Linked DNA regions of Homo sapiens: region 2 is linked to region 1. Evidence: chromatin contacts called from ENCODE Hi-C or POLR2A ChIA-PET data. All regions are on one chromosome and are shown on one strand. The core of a region is the stretch at or near the end of the contact, and the rest is flanking DNA. Distances in the headings are between cores, read along the strand shown. Region 1 holds the start of CPT2 (carnitine palmitoyltransferase 2). Region 2 holds the start of SHISAL2A (shisa like 2A).

Region 1 (6,022 bases), core at 2,320-4,819:
GTATTGGCCCTGATTTAATTCTACCCTTAGTTTGAACAACTGCATTTTTCTCCCCTAGGATAAAATGAAAAGGTTCTATTTTTTAAATTTTCTTCTGCATTTTACAACAAATAATTATATAAGAGTGAAACACAGATCTGTCCAAGGGCCAGCCATATATGGGGGCTACAGTCACTAAAAGGTAGGAATCGACCAGTGAGCCATGCCCAGATACCAGGAACGCCATTAGGAAGAACCAAATAGTCCCTGTGCTTAAATAACAGGAACAGCAATTTGCCTACTTATCATTCTGTCTACTAGTGATTCCCAAAGATGGCTATGGTGATGAAGTTACTGGCTTATTGTGAAATGAAAACACATGGACAGTAAAGTGAGGTGTATTTTCTCTTTCAATTCATTGGTTTTATTGAAGGAAATATCCCCTAATAGCAAAACAATCAGAGTTTGTTAGGCTGCCTCTACCAACTCAAAATTAACACTGATATGCAAAATACTGAAATGTATCAGTCATTTAGGAAAACTGAAACATGATACATAAAGCAGTTTAAAAGCCTAATATAAGATATACTGTGGTTCATCAGTTTATTTGTAATGCATGTTTATCCATAATATGACAAAAATAAATCAATTATTTACTGCCATTATGGACTTAGACTGCACTAAGTACCCATTTACAACACTTTAACACCACAGATCCCCTTACATTCACTGACTTACTCAGAAAAATTCCAAATACTATCTCAGCTACCTCATAATTCCAGTTGCCTACATATGTTTAAGATTTAGTTTTATTACAGTAGGAATATTCATGAAAGTTTACCTTCTTCCTTTTAAACAAAATTCTAGATTAGAGACAATGGCAATTTGATTTAAAAAAGTCCTACTTAAAAATTTCTGGAGTGAAGCTGGGCACGGTGGTTCACACCTGTAATCCCAGCACTTTGGGAGGCCGAGGCAGGCAGATTGCTCGAGTCCAGGAGTTCAAGACCAGCCTGGGCAACATGGCGAAACCCTGTCTCTATAAAAGATACAAAAAATCAGCCAGGCATGATGGTGCATGCCTGTGGTCCCAGATGGGAGGCCAAGAGCAGATCACTTGAGGTCAGGAGATTGAGACCAGCCTGGCCAACATGGTGAAACTCCATCTCTACTAAAAATACAAAAATTAGCTGGGTGTGGTGGCACATGCTTGTAATCCCAGCTACTTGGGAGGCTGAGGCGGGAGGATCCTTTGAACCCGGGAGGCAGAAGTTGCAGTGAGCCGAGATAGGGCCACTGCACTCCAGCCTGGGCAACAGAGCGAGACTGTCTCAAAAAAACCAAAATAAAACTGTGGCTCAATGAAGTGAACAGAATTGCCCCAAATTATAGCTAAAGACTTGCAGATCCAGAATCTGCAACTACATTCTACCAGACCTCAAAGTCAGGGCTTTTCACCAAGTGTGACATCAATGAGTGAGTGTGAAAGATTATACATTTTACCAGTCTAGAATCTGAGCGACAGAAGGAATCTCATCTCTCATCTAACTCCCAATTTACAAATAAGGTAATGGAGGTCTGGGGGAGGTTGGTTGCTTAAGGTTATGCGTAGGTGACTAGTGGTACTATTTGAACTGGAGTTTGAATTGGTACCTCCAGATTCCTACAGACTGTGCTATGGATGGGGTTGGAATAAATAATCTTGAATATTCTTTCCAGCTTTCCAATTCTAAAGTGCAGAAAATCCCTCTGATCTTAAACCTGGGTGGGGCCCAGGCCTGCCTGAAAGTCAGTGACCATCTGACTCTGAACTTGGCAAGTGAAGACAGGTTCTGTCAGTCCTCACCTTTCACCCATATACTGGCTCAGCTCATACACACAGGTTGACAGGGTGGAAGCATGTACCAGGCTTATGCCACAGGCACAAAGCCCCTTTTTCTTCCTCCCTCCTGCCACGTGTAGATAATCTCATTTTCATGTCTTAGATGTTTGCACAAAATGTAATTTCACAAGAATCACTCGATCCTCCTGAGAGGGTGAGGGTATGTAGTGATGACGTTGGGTTAAGTGGTCCCAGATGCAGAGAAAAACAACCCAGCAGCTCGGGTGAGGCCTGTGACACAATGTTCCACACATGGGGAAGAAGCCTGGCCTCTAGCTCTTGGAGTGTGGGGAATCCCTGAGGGCAGTTTGGTGAGAAATAAGGTGAGAAGGGTCTTTGAGACAAATTTTGAACTTGGCTCCAGGAACTGAGTTACTCACTCAGTAAGTTAGAAGTTAGTTTAGGTTTGGTTTAGAGGGTGAAGAAAATTTCTAATATTGAAGAAGGAGATCTGGCAACTCAGACGAAAGCGGAGTTCGAAGGCTGGAAGAACTGGAAGCTGGATTTAAGAAAGTACTGGGGGAGGGAAGGGGAAGAGGATTTACTAGGGCTCTTTTCAGAGGGGAAGTCGATTCTGGGTGAAGTGTTTCGAAGGCAGGGTAGCCAGTGGTGAGGAGGAGAAGAGAAATTTGGGTGGACCCTGGATCTGAGTATGATGGAGTGTGGATGGGGTACTGAGGGTGGTGTCTAGAATTCTGTGAGGGTGAGCTGCACTTACAAGGGGTACTGTGGGTGAGGAAGGATATTTTGAGGGGAGGAACCTGTTGAGGAGGGCTTGGAGAGAGTGAAAGGTTTCCGGGTGAACACTGGATTTAGGAGATTAAAGATTTAAAAACATGGGGGAGGGTCAGTTGAGGACAAGGGTGAACACTTCAGGGCTGTGCTTGTGGGGGCTCATGGGGGGTGAAAGAACAGAGTACTGGAGAAATGGGAGGTGGGGCTGAGGGTCCTGAGTGACAGGGGTGAAGGCGGTGCTGGGAGAAGTTAAGGAATGGTAACCATGATGTATTAGGAATCAGCCTACCCATATTCCGGGTAGGAATGTGAGGCAGTCATTAAAGTACTTCAGGAGACACCATAGTCGAGGGATTACAGCGGCGCTGGAAATATGCAGGTCTGGCATTTTTCAGGGAGAAGAGGACTCAGGATAGCTGGCTGGAAGTTAGGTTAAAGGAGAGGGAATCTGAGAAGCGTTCAAGATGGAGAATCTGAGATAGCATCGAGGGGTTCTGGAAGAGAATTTGAGGGTTCTGAGGTTCCTGTGCTAGGAGATTGTGAAAAGTCCCAAGACTTCCAGATTAGGGGCTGTGGCAGCCTCCATGGTAGGGGCTTGGGGGCGGAAACGGGTTCACTAGAGGAGTCATGAGTGACTGCAGTCAGGTTGGGGCCGATCCTGGGACGGCGGCGGGCGGCGGGGACCCGGAGGCCAGGCTCACCTGGGCAGGCTGTCCTGGTAGTGCATGGTGGGCACGATGCTGCGCTGCAGGTACTGGCCGGGCCCGGAGCCGGCGCTGAGGGGCCGACTGGGGGCTCCCGGACCAACCGCGGGGCCCCGGGGCCAGGCGCGCAGCAGCAGGCGGGGCACCATCGTCCCGGGAGCCTGCGGCGGCGAGAACGCGGCAAGTGGGGAGTTCTGGAGTCTAAACACAAGGCCGCCGCCGCCGTTAGCGCCCAAGACACTGCGTCAGGACTCCTGAGGCACTTCTCCGCCCGCAGGCCACTTCCGGCCCCTGTAAGGCCATCGGCTCCGCCCCGGACTGGCTCCTTCCGGGCAGGGGCCGCTCACTGACAGGCCCCGCCCACTAGTAGGCCCCGCCCGGAAGGGGGCCCCAGCCTCCGCGCTGCTCGTCTCCCTTCCCTTCCCTAGGAGGCGGGAAACCGAGCGCCGCAGCCGCTCCTTCCCCTTTTTTGGAGCAAGACAGAAACTGGAGTTGGAAAAAAAAAAGAAAAGCTAAGAAACGTGATTGGAATCTGATAACCCAAAATTTGATCCAGGCTCCATCCTTGCGAGACTGTGGACTAAATTTTAAACCTCTATTTCCTCACCTAAGAAGTAGATAGATCGTAATGATTCAAAGTACCTCCCAAAATTCTAGATATGAGATAAAGATAACATGTTATGCACAGTGCATGGTGCTTAATAGGAAAGCAGTAAACGGTAACGGATGTTACTGTTGTTAGTAATCCGTGCTGAAGGTCATTGACATATAATGACCCTGAACCCTGCACAGCTACTGCCCTGCCAGCTCACCTGAGTGGATGGATATTAGAAAGGATTTGTGCAGGAGTTGGAAACCTGGAGTTTCCCGCTGGCCACCACTTCAGTGCAGAAAGCCCCTTCCGAGCGGAATCCCCTCTGCCTGAACATCCATTCTTGGCTTGAGCATTTCCAAAAACAAGAAGCTCACTGCTAAGAGGAAAGAAACCCTTGTCCTCCGGCTCTAGGAAGTCTTCCGTGTTCAGTCTATTGGAAGAGGCTTCCTGTCACCACAGACCACCTCCAAGATTCCTTCCAACTCCTGACTCTAAGATTCCGCTACTTGAACATAGATCTATCATCCCTCATCCATCACAAAACAGCTGCAGAACAGCCCACCACGCCCCAATCCCTGATCTTAGAAGTAGCTGCAGGATTAAGTAGGCTCTACTCCCATTTTACAGAAGAAGACAGGGAGTTACCAAAAGACACACAATTATGCTGCCTAGCTTGAGGCACAACAGAATTCCATTTTGGGAACAGAACTGCCCTTTAGCCGTTTGGGGCAGCCAAGTACATTCTGTCTGTTCCATAATTGGCTAAGCAGAGCCAGAAGCTGGAGCACACCAGAAAGAGTACTGGATTGGGAGTCAGGAGACCGGACTTTTAGTTTCAGCTCTTTGTTATCTAGTTAGGTGACCTCGGATTGAACAGGAAGATCACTAACCAGCTCTGGCACTCATTCAGTGGTGATCACAAATGCTTAACCCATTTCCCGTTTAGAAAAAAACAGCGCAGCTTGCTGCCAGCTCTTATTTCTTAGGGCAAATGGGAAATGGCTTAAGAACTAAGCATGAAATTCAGAAACACTGAATATCGAATCCTCCTCTCTTGAGGGGAGAAAAGGCCCAACTGGCCCAACTCCAAAACATCGGTGCCATTTGCCTGTAGTGTATAAGGCCAGAGGGAGAATATAAAACTCTTTCTGAAAATGAGCCATCTCCTCTAAATCCTGATCATTTTCAGAGCCTTGATACCCGAGGCAAATATCGAGATCTGTGTAGTGCTAAGGGGATCAGAGGACCAGGAAGAAATAGTGGGCCCAGTAGAAAAGCAGCGGCTCTATTCTAGAGACAGAGGGCCAAAAGATTGAGCCCATCCAATCTAACAGCCAAAAGAGGGACGTGAACACCTTTGGTGAGTGCATGGCCAATGGGAGCAACTCTAAGCCTTTAGGCTGGTGTCCAAGGCCTTCTGAATTCTGACCCCTACCTACTTCTCCAGCTCCCATCATGTCACCCCAAAATACTCTATGCCAGGGGTGTCCAATCTTTTGACTTCCCTGAGCCACACTGGAAGAAGAATTGTCTTGGGCCACACATAAAATACACTAATACTAATGATAGCTAATAAGCAAAAACAAAACAAAATTGTAAAAATATCTCATATTTTAATAAAGTTTACTAATTTGTGTTGGCCTCATTCAAAGCCATCCTGAGCTGTGGGTTGGACAAGCTTGCTCTATGCTGTAGTAACACTGAACCACTTCTCATTCCCATCCTTTTCCTTACTCTGCGACTTATTTATTTATTTATTTTAGCTGTCTCTGCTGCCTGGAATGTTCTTTCCATGCATCTCTGCCTAGTAAACTCTTACTTGTCCTTCAAACCCTATTTCAAAACTCACCTCTTTGAAGTCTTCCTCAATCCTCATCCTTCTTCCTCACTGCAAGAATGAATCCCTCCCACTGTGATTTTACAGCACTTTTTACATTCATTTACAGTTATGTACATGAAACACAACTGTATTAGGGCTTTTAAAATAATCAGCTATTTAATTACCAATTCATCTCTCACAATAAATTTTGAGGTCTTTGGGCAGGGACCTTGTTTCCACTGTGTGTCCACTGTGTCTAGCACAGGCCTACTGTGGGGAGGTGCTTTGCTTCCTTTTCCTGGGGATGG
Region 2 (6,022 bases), core at 1,371-3,870, 560 kb after region 1:
AGCCCCTTCCTAAAACTAACACCCTCCTTGCTCAGGGACTGCAACTGCCTTTGTTAAACTAACAAATTAACCACAAGGTTAGAATTATGGTTCAGGAGTCGTGTAGCTGGAGGTCACATGATTTGTAATCTCCTCAACTCCTCCTATAGGAGGAGTTGTAAAACCTAAAACTGGTGTTTGAGGTATCTTTCAGACCTTTCATTTTGATAGACCAGTTGGTGCCACCTGGACCAGTAACCCATACCAATAAACTGGCTCAACTGGTCTTGTGAGCTCCCCTACCCAGCAACTGACTCAGTGCAAGAAGGTAGCTTTGATCCCCTACGATTTTATCCCTAACCCAACCAATTGGCATTCCCTATTCCCTAGCCCCATCTGCCACCATTCCTTGAGAAACCATAGTCTCCGAATTCTCTGGTGGGGTGGGGGGTGGGGAATGAGGGTGTGGATTTGAGAATTATGTCCTATTTTGCCACTTGGTTGGCCCTGTGATTATTAAACTCTTTCTTTGCTGCAAAACCTGTTGTTCTCAGTGCATTGGTTTTTTTGGGCAGCAAGCAAAATGAACTTGTCAAGTGAATACCATTGTATCTCTAAATAAACTGTGAGTTCCTCAGGGGCAGGGAATAATTGATTTTTGTGTCTCCAATACCTTGCAAAGTGCCTGGCACAAAGTAAAGGCTAGAATGAATGAATGAATGAATGAATATATGGATGAACAGAAAATACATTAATATAATTCCCTGGGTTATAGATAGCACAAATATGTAGGATCTGATAACCTGGCCATCTGAAAATCATTTAGAATTGTGGATCGAGTCACCTAGAAAAAGCAATAATATTTGTAATTGTCATTGGCATATGTCAAGTTGATTTCAGCTCTGTTATGTATGTCATTTGACCGTTACCACTGCCTTAGTCAGAAATCAGGGCAATGATTGATCATCCTACTGCCCGTTTGATAGATGAAAAGCCAGAGACTTGAGAAGTTTTCGTGGCATAGGACACTGTCCTTTCCCACCCAGAGGGCAGCAGCCTCTGCTCATATACCTCCAGGGACAGGAAAATCACTAACTACTGAGATGGCCCACTCAATTTTTGCTGATGCCTGTTTCCCAAAGTAGGCTGAGGATCAAGTTCCATTCTCCAGGTAAGGCCTTTGGAGACCCAGGGGGATTGAGACCTATTACCCTCTCAAGCCAACACTTAGGCTCCAGGAATGCAACCTCTTCCCTGAACAAATGGGGAAACTGAGGTCCTATGGGTGGAGAGTCAACACTTCTATGAATATGGCCTGAGCTAGCTTCTGCACTATGCCATTGTCTCATGATGAACTTGGAGGCAGCTCTGACTCCCGAGTCTTCTGCCTTAGCTTGAGGATGGGGTACATCCCCAGCACTCACCACAGGGCTTGGCACACACCAAGTGCTCAGTAGAGAGTGCCCGAAAGAATGACTAAATACAAAAGGGAACCAAGGGTTGACGCTGGGCTGAGGCTGGGGTTGGGGTGTAGCACCAGGCGAGGGTTAAGTCTGGAGGTTGAGGTTTGGATGTAGATCTAGATATTAATAATATTTGGAGTCAGGATGTGGGAGAAGAGCTGAGGTGGGACTGCAGGCAGGACAGAAGAGGAGGTTGGGGCTGGTGATAGAATAAGGTCTGGGGTCAGTACTGGGGAGTGTGGAAAGTCAGGAATAAGGCTGGTGTTGATATTAGGAAGGGCACCTTGGTGGGATGATGATTGGGGTGGAGTTGGGCTGCCTGTGAATGTTTGAAGATGGAAGTTGCTGTTAGGGGGAGGCTTGATATGTGATTTGGGGTTGGGATGAGGGTGGTGATGGAATGAAGTTTGGGGTGGGGATAGAGTGAGGATTGTTTTGGATTAGAGGAGGGGGAGGTCCGAGCATGGCTCTAAATAATGGTTGGGGTCAGGATGAGGAAATCGAGCTGAGATGGGGTTTCACGGGGTGGTTGATGCTGTGGGCATGAGGACGGTAAGGACTAGAGCTTGCTGCTGATGTTCAGGTGGACACTCGGGTGGGGGCTGAGGCTGGGGTGAAGGCGCTGAGACTGGAGTGGGGTTCAAGGTAGGGTGAGGGCCAGGGACGGTACCTGAGCCACCACATGTAGCTGTGCTCGTAGGGGAAGAAGCTGTGCGGGTCGTCGCAGCAGTACTTGTGGTCGCGGAAGCCGCAGCAGAAGACAGCGGCCGCCTCGCCCCCCGGCCGCGGGCAGCTGAAGCCGCGCACCACCTCCTGCTCTGCGCTCACGTAGCTCGTGCAGGCGCCGCTCATCGCGCCCCGCGCCCAGCCCGCCGCCACCTCGGGCCACCAGACGGCCGGCTAGAGCCCGGCGGGGAAGCGAGGGACCGAGCGAGACGGAGCTGAGCCTGAGAACGGCAGAGACGAAGAGACCCAGGGGCCGAGAGAAGCCGAGACAGAGACAGCAGCGCGGGGCCCCGAGGACCGAGCGGCGGCCAGGTGCCCGGCCCGCGCGGAGGGGTAGGGGCAGGCGGGGCGGGCGGCGGGGGCCGGCGGCGGGAGTGACGGCTGCTGGAACGCGGCAGGAGCCGGAGCGGACGCGGGGAGCTGGGCCGGGAGCCGCGTGCTCGCCTGGCTCTGCCTGCGCTTCCTGCCCCCTCCCCACTGCGCTCCCCCTGCCTGCACGAGGGCGCTGGGTGCGCAACGACAGCACGACGCGGCCAGAGTGGCGGGGCGGGAATTCGAGGCCAGGGCGCGGGCGCCTTACCTGCACCGAGCCGGCGCCGGGAGTCTCGGGGCATTCGGGGCTGGGGCAGACAGACAAGGCACCAGCCGGCGACCACACGGCGGGGTCAGTGAGGAGAGTGAACACAACCTCACCCAACCTCCGCAAAAACCCAGGGGCCCGGGGATGTTCGCATCCGTGTTAAAGGTGAGAGCTGAGGGCCAGAGAGAAGCCATTTCCCGGAGTTCCTAAGCCCACGAGATTTTAACCGGGGGCGGCCTAGTAGGAAGTCCTTGCTCTTTCTGCGGCTTTCATGGTGCCTCTTTTCTAGCGGGCTTTTAGATGTCCTCATCATCTGGAGTCCCTGCTAGTCTCGCTGAGAGCTAGCTCGTGCACGGACAATGTCCACACTCTTCTGTTCATACTGCCTGCCACTGGCCTGGGACAAGGAGCCGAATATGGGTGTGGATGGGCCCAGACGGTAACCTCCTTCCCCACACTGACCAGCAAAGAAAGTCAGCAGACCTGTCCATTTTGAAAAATTACTTCCAGAGAACAAGGGCAGTGTTCTCACTAGCATCAGAGAACCACAGTCTGAAGGGGCTCTCAGTGCCTTGGCTTCCCCCATGTACCCTGTTGCCTTACGCCATCTGGAAGGGCTTCATACAGCACCTTCAGTGCCTTAGCTCTACATTTTTCACAGCAGTGGGTAGGGTAGGAAATAGTTACTGTGGTGCCTCGGGCACCCCCGATTCCTTCGCCCTTGGTTTGGACGTGTGGGGAACGGGCCGTGGGTATCAGGGGATCTGGGCTCCAGCCCAGCTCTACCCCTTCCCTGCTGTTTCTCTCTGAGCTTTGGGTTCCTTGTCCTCACCCAGGCCAGCTCCTCAGATGCTGATTGTGCCGCTGCCCTGACCTGGGTGGGCCCTAGGGCCCCTGAGAGGGATCAGATCTGGGCCTGCCGTTGAGAAACACACAGTCTGATGGAGGAGTCAGACTGACTGACGATCACAGCACAGGGCAGTAAAAAGGGAAATGCAAGGACCTGGACACAGAGGGGCACCATCTGAGGAAGCAGGGGAGGGCTCTGAGGGAGGCGGTGTCCTCAAGAGTCACTGTAAGGTCAAATATGAAAGCTGGAGGGAACTGTTATTATCCTCCAGAACATTCCTCCCCTGAGCTGTGGGTCTGAGCAGACTGGGAGCTGGAGAGCCTACACTAATGAGGGTGCACTTCAGCCTCTTTATCAGATGGAGAGTACAGGGGAGGAATCCTCTGGGAGGGAGAGGCTTCCTGGAGGCCTGGAGATCAGCTGGGAGGAAGAAAGCGCTCTGCCCTGGCTTTTGGCAAAACTAGAAAGCCTCCAACAATTTCCAAAACCCTCTCCCAGCCAAGAATTAATTTGTTCCTCCCAACAGCCCTCTGGGGTGAGCCACGCAGGGGTGAATGTGCCTGAAATAACAAGTCCAATACCACACAGCGATCAATGGCCCAGGCAGGGCTGATACCCATGTCTGTCTCCATGTCCCCCTTGGCAGTCTGATGAAGCCTATGAACCCCTATTCAGAATAGTGGGTTTTTTTTTGTTTTTGTTTTTTGTGTTTTGTTTTGAGATGGAGTCTCACTTTGTCATCCAGGCTGGAATCTCGGCTCACTGCAACCTCTGTCTCCAGGGTTCAAGTGATTCTCCTGCCTCAGCCTCCCAAGCAGCTGGGATTACAGGCATGCGTCACCACGCCTGGCTAATTTTTGTATTTTCAGTAGAGACAGGGTTTCACCATGTTGCCCAGGCTGGTCTTGAACTCCTGACCTCAAGTGATCCACCCACCTCAGCCTCCCAAAGTGCTGGGATTACAGGTGTGAGCCACCGCACCAGGCCACAAATAATGTTTTTAACTAAAAAAAAAAATTATTTAGGGTTACAGAGGATACCAATTATATTGAATCATGATTTGTCCTACTTTTTAAAAAGTGTCAATAAGATCTAGAGATGAGTCTATTAATTACTATAATTTTGAAGTGGTGAATGAAAATAACTAGTATTTCAATATGTCTCTACTGTAATACAATATGAAAATATCTGTGATTTCTATTGGTGACAAAGTCACAAGCACTACTAATACTATCGTGGGTTTTCTTACCAATATGCATGATGAAAGAAAATACTGAATTTCAGTTAGAGGTAATGCATACCAAGGATGTGATTTTTCCCACGTAAATTCATGAACCTTCTACACTCTATCCAGAGGCTCCTTGGGCTCCATGGACTCTATGTGAACATCCTCTCATGTCTCTGTTCTAGCTCCTACTTTAATGCTTTTTCCTTCATTATATGCATTGTGTTCCTTCATTCTGTTCTCCTGCAGACACTTATTACAGAGCTATGATGTGCCAGGCAATACCCATCCTGTATGTCATGTAGTCCTTGAAAACTTCCTTTGAGGTAGGTGTTAGTCTTCCCATTTTGCAGACAAGGTAACTGAGAGAGAGGTTAAATAATTTACCCAAAGCCACATAGCCAGTAACTGATCAGAGTCCTGTACCGCCTCTTCCTCCCTTCCCAAATGAGGCCTGGGGCCAGAGTCCCCAACTCCAGAAGGGAAAAAAGGCATAGGAGGGAAGCGTGGGCAGGGAGAAATATTTATGGAGAACACACTGTGAATGGGAAATTGTGCTCTGTGCTTTTCATTATCTATCTTTACACCAACTATGTGTAGTATTACTTTCTTCATTAAGAAAAATTAAAAATAGGCCAGGTGCAGCAGTTCATGCCTGTAATCCCAGAACTTTGGGAGTCTGAGTCAGGAGGATTGCTTGAGCCCAGGAGTTTAAAATCAGCCTGGGCATGGTGGCATGCACCCGTAGTCCTAGCTACTTGGGAGGCTGAGGCAGGAGGATCACCTGAGCCCAGGAGTTTGAGGCAGCAGTGAGCTGTGATGGTGCCATTGCACTCCAGCTTGGGTGACAGAGTGAGAAGACACCCTGTCTCTAAAAAAAAAAAAAAAAGAAATAAAAAGAAAAAATAACAAAATGCATATTCGTTATAAAACAACAAATTAGAAAATACAGATAAGCCAAAAGGAAAAATAAAAATCACCCATAATTTCACCACACAAAAATATCTATCATACACCCCCAAACCCTGCCCCCATGCACACAATTATGCGCCCATTTTATGGGTAGGAAAACTGAGACCCAGAGAGGTTAAGTAACTTGCTCAGGGATCTACAAGTCAGAAGTTCCAGTCACCTTCTGTGTGAACTTAGGCTGGTCATGGTCACTTTCCCTCTCTGCATATAGGGCACTAGCTAAGATT

Evidence for each region. A loop is a pair of places that touch in the nucleus more often than their neighbours do. ChIA-PET counts read pairs that join two places held with the same protein, here RNA polymerase II (POLR2A). Pooled maps may share reads with other maps.
Region 2: a pooled map shows a loop between it and region 1 (8-fold over the local background). The contact joins the promoter of SHISAL2A here to the promoter of CPT2 in region 1. A Hi-C loop is called at or near these places in 1 of 37 single-sample maps with no recorded cell type and 7 of 50 pooled maps. POLR2A ChIA-PET finds 5 or more read pairs at or near these places in 1 of 52 experiments (activated naive CD4-positive, alpha-beta T cell).

The regions. Positions count from the first base shown.
Region 1 is chr1:53,194,371-53,200,392 of GRCh38, reverse strand. It overlaps CPT2 (carnitine palmitoyltransferase 2), which reads right to left and starts at 3,569. Exons shown (of 5, transcript NM_000098.3): 1 at 3,298-3,569. The coding sequence starts at 3,449. RefSeq lists a silencer at 3,226-3,585.
Region 2 is chr1:52,629,766-52,635,787 of GRCh38, reverse strand. It overlaps SHISAL2A (shisa like 2A), which reads right to left and starts at 2,620. Exons shown (of 3, transcript NM_001042693.3): 1 at 2,113-2,620. The coding sequence starts at 2,294. LOC124904178 (a long non-coding RNA gene) reads left to right here and starts at 2,333. Exons shown (of 2, transcript XR_007066084.1): 1 at 2,333-2,480. RefSeq lists silencers at 2,293-2,342, 2,353-2,542, 2,633-2,742.